2 separate regions of the Homo sapiens genome follow, and region 1 is linked to region 2. Evidence: read pairs that join two places in POLR2A ChIA-PET (ENCODE). Cell type or tissue: OCI-LY7. All regions are shown on one strand.

What was found. ChIA-PET counts read pairs that join two places held together with the same protein. Peaks named below come from ENCODE experiments on the same cell type or tissue, not always from the same donor. Only the 100,000 strongest peaks of a DNase experiment are listed, where the experiment ranks them.
Region 1: POLR2A ChIA-PET joins it to region 2 with 7 read pairs; 6 of 35 experiments call an interaction of 5 or more read pairs at or near these places.

What each region holds. Positions count from the first base shown.
Region 1 is chr17:5,355,041-5,359,040 of GRCh38, forward strand. All of the region lies in intron 8 of RABEP1 (rabaptin, RAB GTPase binding effector protein 1), which reads left to right. Among named protein-coding and RNA genes, the nearest start is that of NUP88, 63 kb to the right of the region's middle. In OCI-LY7, no CTCF peak of the experiment used is centred here; no DNase peak of the experiment used is centred here.
Region 2 is chr17:5,253,549-5,257,548 of GRCh38, forward strand. No RefSeq gene overlaps it. Among named protein-coding and RNA genes, the nearest start is that of SCIMP, 21 kb to the left of the region's middle. RefSeq lists an enhancer at 970-1,475. In OCI-LY7, no CTCF peak of the experiment used is centred here; DNase peaks (open chromatin) are centred at 1,583 and 1,813; H3K4me3 peaks cover 741 bases; H3K27ac peaks cover 1,139 bases.

The DNA of each region.
Region 1 (4,000 bases), 100 kb after region 2:
AAGGGCCTCCTCATTGGGTTTCCTGCCTCAACCTGTCCCATTCCACTGCGTCCTCAGCATTACTGTCAAATTCATTTTCTTAAGTGCAGCTGCAGTCAGGCCACTCCCCTACTCAAAAACTACCATTGACTCCCATTACCTATATAATTAAGCACACATTCCTCACTCTGACAATTAAGGCCCTTCATCATCTGGATTACATTTTAGCCATGTTGGTCATCATCTTGGGCTGTATTCCCACTTGGTCTGTTGGTTCCTTCATTTGGAGTACTTTCCTCCCATTGCCTTTCTGAGTATTGAAATCCTTCTACTCATCTTTCAAAGCTCATCTTGTTATCAGTGAAGGAACTGCTTCTCTTATTGCCTTTAGAATAAAAACTAAGATCCCCCAAGATCCCTAGCATGGCATACAAGGGCATTCACAGTTGAATGGCCCTTCCAGCCTCACTTACTGCTCTCCACCTCTCTGTAGCCAGACCTGTGCACTTACTGTTCATGCTCATGTGGCCTGTCCCTGCGGCTTAGAATCACACTCACTTCCCTGCGGCACCTCCTTTCCTGGCCTGGTGAATGAATTGCACTTAAATTGGATACAGGTCTTGTCTTTACTTTCAGGGGTATCATGTTTCTATTTACTTTGCAGATTTACTTTGAGCCATACATAATCTACATCCTGGTGGTTATATATATGCCCATGCTTACAGATTGTTTGATGTTTAAGAAAAACTTAAAAAAAATTTTAGTAGACACTAAAAAGTGCTGTATATTGAAGTTGTTTTGTTCATTCTTTGTTCTGGGACATAGACTGGGAACCACTTGGTCTAATTCTGCTGTGCATTTTAAAAATATTTAGACTCCCAAGAGAATGTCTCAAGTTTTGGGTACAGCCAATGATTACATAGTGTTTTCATCATGCAGTAATCTATCCAGGAATGTTTGAAAAGTGGGAAAACAGGAAAGGGACATTTGTTGTGATTTACAGAGAAGTATTTTTATTTTTGATTCTCTCTTAACAGATCCGTAGACTTTCAGAGCTGGTGTTTTGCAGTTTGAATGTTGAATATAATTGTTTTGTATTGAGAATAATGACACAACTCTTGGTTTAGAGTTAATCTGAAGCCTAGCTAACATGGTGTGAAACCCTATCTCTACTAAAAATACACAAATTAGCTGGGCGAGGTGGTGGATCCCTGTAATCCCAGCTACTCAGGTGACTGAGGCATGAGAATTGTTTGAACCCGGGAGGTGGAGGTTGCAATGAGCTGAGATTTTGCTACTGCACTCCAGCCTGGATGACAGTGAGATCCTGTCTCACACACACAAAAGTTAATCTGAGATGCTTTGGAGAGTTGGATTTATGGCTAAAGATATTTGAAATTTGTAGACCTCACATTTTCTTTAACCTGATGCTTATAATATGCTTTTCTCTCTACAAAATGTTCATTATGGAAAATTTGGGAAGTATAGAAAACACCATTCAAAATAAAAATAACTGATAGATCATCCTACCCAGAGGTAACAACTAATATTTTGGTATGTATCTCTTTCTTCCTTTCCTTATTTTCTTTTCCAGAGATAATATATATGTTAACATATGTTAACATATTTCTTTTTTTTTTTTTTTTAATTTGAGACAGGGTCTCACTCTCACCCAGGCTGGAGTGCAGTGGTGCAATCTTGGCTCACTGCAGCCTTGACCTCCCGGGCTCAAGCGGTCCTTCTGCCTCATCCTCCTGAGTAGCTGAGACTACAGGCATCCGCCATCGTGCCCAGCTAATTTTTTGTAGAGACGGTGTTTCAACATGTTGCCCCGGCTGGAACACATGTGTTTCTATTTGCACTTTTTTTTTTAAATTTGAGACAGGGTCTCACTTTCACCCAGGCTGGAGTGCAGTGGCGTGATCTCAGCTCATTGCAACCTCTGCCTCCCAGGTTCAAGCGATTCTCCTGCCTCAGCCTCCTGAGTAGCTGGGATTACAGGCATGAGCCACCACGCCAGGCTAATTTTTGTATTTTTAGTAGAGATGGGGTTTCACCATGTTGGCCAGGCTGGTCTTGAACTCCTGATCTCGTGATCCACCCACCTCAGCCTCCCAAAGTGCTGGGATTGCAGGCTTGAGCCACCATGCCTGGCTCTATTTGCACTTTTAAAACATAATCTAGATTATAACTACATAGTGTTTTGTGCAAATTTTTTCCCCAACTTAAATCTACTCTAAGGTTTTGGCACATCATTAAATGTTTTTCCCTGAAATGATATTTAGTGGCTGACAGAATTTCAGCGTGTCAATGTACCATAATTCTTTTAACCAATTCCCTACTAATTGATTTGTGACTTTTTTTGTTTTTTTGAGACAGTCTTGCTGTCTCACCCTTGCTGGAGTGCTATGGCGTGATCTTGGCTCACTGCAGCCTCCACCTCTTGGGTTCAAGCGATTCTCGTGCCTCAGCCTCCCGAGTAGCTGGGACTACAGGTGCACACCACCACGCCCAGCTATTTTTGTATTTTTAGTACAGACAAGTCTTCACTATGTTGGCTAGGCTGGTCTCGAACTCCTGGCCTCAAGTGATTTGCCCACCTCGGCCTCCCAAAGTGCTGGGATTACAGGTGTGAGCCACCGTTTCCAGCTTCTGCCTGGTTTTTAATTCATAATGGTGACTGAGTGATGACATAGGGAGTTCAATGCCCCTGAAAAAAGTTTTGTGTTACTCACAGTTCTCCTGGAAGCAGAGGTACAGCACACCTTGCATGGCCACAGCAGGGAAGCACCAGAGGTGGTCAGGAGGCAGGAGCAGGAGCGAGAGAAAAGCATGGGCCATAGCTATTATTGTGGTTTCTTTGGGAAAAGCAAAGTGGAGCAGAGCAGAGGGTTTAGGACTGGCTGGTAATTAATTCCAGCAGCCTTTGGGGTATAGGGTCTGTTCTTAGCTGTCTGGAACTGGCCCTGGGTTCATTTAGGGCAGGGGAAATACTGGCTCGGTGTGTGACTTAGGTAAGGGAGGTGGTTGGGATATGGGTTTGGGATTGAATGGTTTGTGTGTGAAAGGCATGTTTACAGTTAGGTGAGTTGTTTATTATCTCTAGAAATTAGCTAGTCCTGGGAAGCAGTTTCTTCACAGCCAGCAAGGCCTCCAGTAAATCAAAACATTATGAAATACAGAAAATGAAAAGCGTGATTAACACACTGATAGTCAAGTTGGTTCCATTTTTTACTACTATACAATTTTTCGTTATAAGTAATGTCATAATGTTATATATAATTTTTCCTTGTACAAAAATCATTATGGATGCATCTGATTTTATTTTATTTTATTTTTTAGTGTGAGTTCTTAGGAAAAGAACTGCCTGGCCGGGCATGGTGGCTCACAAGTGTAATCGCAGCACTTTTGGAGGCTGAGACAGGCGGATCATTCGAGGCCAGGAGTTTGAGACCAGCCTGGCCAACATGGCGGAACTCATCCCTACTAAAAATACAAAAATTAGTCGTGCATGGTGTCTGGCGCCTGTCGTCCCAGCTACTCACTGTGGCTGAGGCATGAGAATCCCTCGAGCTCAGGAGACGGAGGCTGCAATGGGCTGAGAATGCGCCACTGCACTCCAGCCTGAGTGACAGAGCGAGACTGTCTCCAGGAAAAAAAAAAAAAGAACTGCTGAATTCAAGGATGTAAACATTTTTAAGATATTATTGCCAATGTAGTAGTCTGATGTGGGGTCTTTTGTTTTGTGTTTTTTGAGACAGGGTCTCGTTCTTGCCACCCAGGCTGGCTAGAGTACAGTGGCACCATCACAGCTCACTACAGCCCCGATCTCCTGGGCTCAAGCAATCCTCCTGCCTCAGCCTCCTGAGTAGCTGAGACTACAGGCGTGTGGTACCATGCCTGGCTAATTTTTAAATTTTTTTGTAGAAAGGAGTTCTCTCTATGTTGCCCAGGCTGGTCTTGTACTCCTGGGCTCAACCTATCCTCCCACCTCAGCCTCCCAAAGTGTTGGATTTACAGG
Region 2 (4,000 bases):
ATCCGTCTCTACTAAAAATACAAAAATTAGCTAGGTATGGTGGCACGTGCCTGAAATCCCAGCTACTGGGGAGGCTGAGGCAGGAGAATTGCTTGAACCTGGGAGGCGGAGGTTGCAGTGAGCTGAGATCATGCCACTGCACTCCAGCCTGGGTGACAGAGCAAGACTCTGTCAAAAAAAAATTAAGAAAGAAATAAAGAAAATCGAAATAAAGAAAATCAAAATAAATGAAAGTTCTATCATATTCATGGATCGTAAGACTCAATATTGGTAAGATTTCAATTCTCCACAAATTGATCTACAAAATCAACACAGTTCCAATCAAAACCTTGGTGGGCTTTATTTGGTAGAATGAGCTGATTCTAAAATTTATTTAGAAATGCAAAGTACCTAGAATAGCCAAAATAACTTTGAAGCAGAATAAGTTGGAGGACTTACTACTTGATTCAAGAATTCTCATAAAGCTACAGTAAAAAAAACAATGTGTTATTGTTGCAGGTAATACATAAATAGATCAGTGAAACAGAAAAGAAAGTCAAGCAATAGACCTGCACATATATAGTCAGTTGATTTTTTTTTTTTTTTGAGATGGAGTCTCGCTCTGTCACCCAGGCTGGAGTGCAATGGTGCGATCTCAGCTCACTGCAACCTCTGCCCCCTGGGTTCAAGCAATTCTCCTGCCTCAGCCTCCTGAGTAGCTAGGTTTACAGACGCATGCCACCACGCCCGGCTAATTTTTTGCATTTTCAGTAGAGACGGGGTTTCACCATGTTAGCCAGGATGGCCTCGATCTCCTGACCTTGTGATCCACTCGCCTCAGCCTCCCAAAGTGCTGGGATTACAGGCACGAGCCACCTCGCCTGGCCATGGGTGCGGTTTATTTCATGTCAATCATAACTCAATAAAGCTGTCAAAAAAAAAAAAAAGAAAGAAAGGTGAGCCTGGGGTTGGGAAGGGTGAGTGTCAGTCAGAACATGGAGAACTCAGAAGCCAGACGGAGGGGTGTAGACGATCCCCCGGTGATGGGCCAGCACCCGAGCATTTCAGAAAGGAGTGGGTTGTGGGAAGCCAACACTGTCAGCAGGATCTGGAATGGATTGGATGCCAAAGAAAGGAGTGTGGGCAGGAGCTCCTTGCAAGGTACCTACTATAGTGGTGGGGGTGGATTCTAGAAATAAAAGGGGGTCATTTGGAAATGAAGGCGAGGTTAGAAAAAGAAAAGGAGGGAGAAGCAACTGGATCCATGACAATTTAGGGCCCGTCCCCCAGCTCCCAAAGCAGTCATTTGATAAACCAAATCGAGGGCAGAGAAGGCTCTTGGAAGCTTGAAAAAAAATTCCTGCTATGTCTGCTTCTTTCTGGTTTCTACCCTGTGTACAGGGTCCTGTGACCACAGCTCTTTCTGCTGACCGCAGCTGGGTATTCCTGCCTATGGAAAAAAACCACTCACTCGGCCCCGCTCACTCAGCAAAGGGGCCCGTGCTCCTGCTCCTGCACCCAACTGGCCTTCAGGACTGCAAGAGGCCCCAAGGGGCCAGCTCTTCCTGCTGCTCTCAGGGGCACCACCGTTACCCTGCCCAAGCCAAGAACTGTTTTCTCTCTCAAGTCAAGTTCCTCCTTTGGTCTGCCTTCTATCTCTCTAGGTGTAATGTAAGCCATGAATATTCATCCTGCCAAAGAGCCTGGAGTCAGTACCTGACTTTTCTGCTCACTTCCTCTCTACCTTGGTCCTACCTCAGTTTACTCCCAAAATGCTGCACCTACCACTATGCCCTGATTAACAGATGACCCCATCAGGTGACAGGAATCTAAATATAACTGTGGCTGGGTGGCTGACTTCCTGTGTGTGCTCAAGGCAAGAGACTAGGAATTGTGCCTTCACCAAGCCTGTAGATCCAGATCCTTGCTGCCTGAGACAGCCCTCAGGGTACAAGCTTGCAATCTGATGACAGAGAGAAGGGGAAGGGAGAAGAGGGGTGTGTGGTAGGAGACAGCTTGGTCCAGAGAAAGATGGGTGCCAAAACCAAGGCCAGAGGCAAAGTTTAGAGCCTTGAAAAATGACTAACATCAGTAAGGGATGGGTTCCTGTAAACTTTATTCTACCTAATGAGGAATCTGCGAGCCTTTGATTGACATCATAATAGTAAACTTGTGCCTGAATACCATGCCCAAGCCAACTGTTTCATTCTTTCTTCCATTTATTTATTCATCCAGCAAATATTCATTGAAACCCTGGTGGCTCCAGACTGACCAACATGGTGAAACCCCGTCTCTACTGAAAATACAAAAATTAGCTGGGTGTGGTGGCGCATGCCTGTAATCCCAGCTACTCAGGAGGCTGAGGCAGGGGAATCGCTTGAACCGGGGAGGTGGAGGTTGCAGTGAGCTGAGATTGTGCCACTGCACCCCAGCCTGGGGGACAGAGCCAGACTCTGTCTCAAAAAAAAAAAAAAAGAAACTCTGGTGGCAGACCTACATCCTGCCTTCAAGGAGTGGGCCCCAAAAAATAAAACTAAAAATTACGAACAATATGAAAAGGGCTCCAAAGGGGTCTTCAGCCCAGATCTGGCAGAGGTTGGGTCAGGGAAGGTTTGTTAGAAAAGATTCCATTCACACTCAAGTCCCAAAGGGTTTGTAGGAATAAGCTGAGAGAGGTGTGCCAGGGTCGGACAGATGGGCTGGGAAGACTCTGAGGGAGCAGTAAGCAGTCTGGATATTGGGCACTTAGGGTGAAATGGCATTGGGGGCCGGGATGAGGTGAGGCAAGGCTGGGCATACTGGCAAGTTCCTAATCTTGAATGCCTTCATTCACTCACTAACTCACCGAACAAATATTGATTGATTGATTGATTGATTGAGACAAAGTCTCACCCTGTTACCCAGGCTGGAGTGCAATGGCGTGATCTCAGCTCACTGCAGCCCCCGCCTCCTGGGATCAAATGATTCTCCTGCCTCAGCCTTCTGAGTAGCTGGGATTACAGGTGCCTGCCACCACGCCTAGCTAATTTTTGCATTTTTAGTAGAGATGGGGTTTCACCATGTTGACCAGGTTGGTCTCGAACTCTTGACCTCACGTGATCTGCCCACCTCGGCCTCCCAAAGTGCTGGGATTACAGGTGTGAGCCACCGCTCCCGGCCTGAACAAATATTTATTAAGGACCTACTCTGGGTCACACATTGTGCTGGGATCAAGAATAGTTTTGGCACTTTGGGAGGCCAAGGCAGGAGGATTGCTTGAGCCTAGGATTTTGAGACCTTGTCTCTATTTTTTTTTTAATTAGCTGAGTGTGGTGGCATGCACCTGTAGTCCCAGCTGCTCAGGAGGCTAAGGTGGGAGGATCACTTGAGCCCAGGAGTTGGAGGCTGCAGTGAACTATGATCAAGTTGCTGCACTCCAGCCTGGGCAACAGAGTGAGACCCTATCTCAAAAAATAAAAAATGTTTTAAAAAATAGTCCTGGATTCATTAAGAAATTTGCAGGCATTGGAATGATCTCCTGAGTTAGGTGATTTTACCACTAACAACAAAACATTTTTGAGCACACGCTGCCAACTATTCCAATTATTTGTTTATAATTACTCATACGACTATTATTATTTTTCTCAGGACAGACTATATACTGAAGGTGAAAGGCATTGTTAGTGATAAGGGATGTACAAATGTATTGCAAACACTCTTTTTGATAATTTCTCTCACTCCCTCTTGCTCATTTGCCAGATTTTTGGCAGATCTGATGAGATCATGTTTTTACCTATAATGTGGCTAACGAAGGACTTCTATTATGAAGAGAAGAAGCATCAGGTCTGCTATTTCCTTTTTTGTGGCTTGTGCTGGCTTTATTAGTTTATATTCAATCTGTCTATCTTTGCAAGCCCCATGTCCAGTTTTTGAGGGTTGGGTTAGTGGTAACGATAATATAATCAGAAAAGCTCAGCCGGGCGCAGTGGCTCACACCTGTAATCCCAGCACTTTGGGAGGCTGAGGCAGGCAGATCACGAGG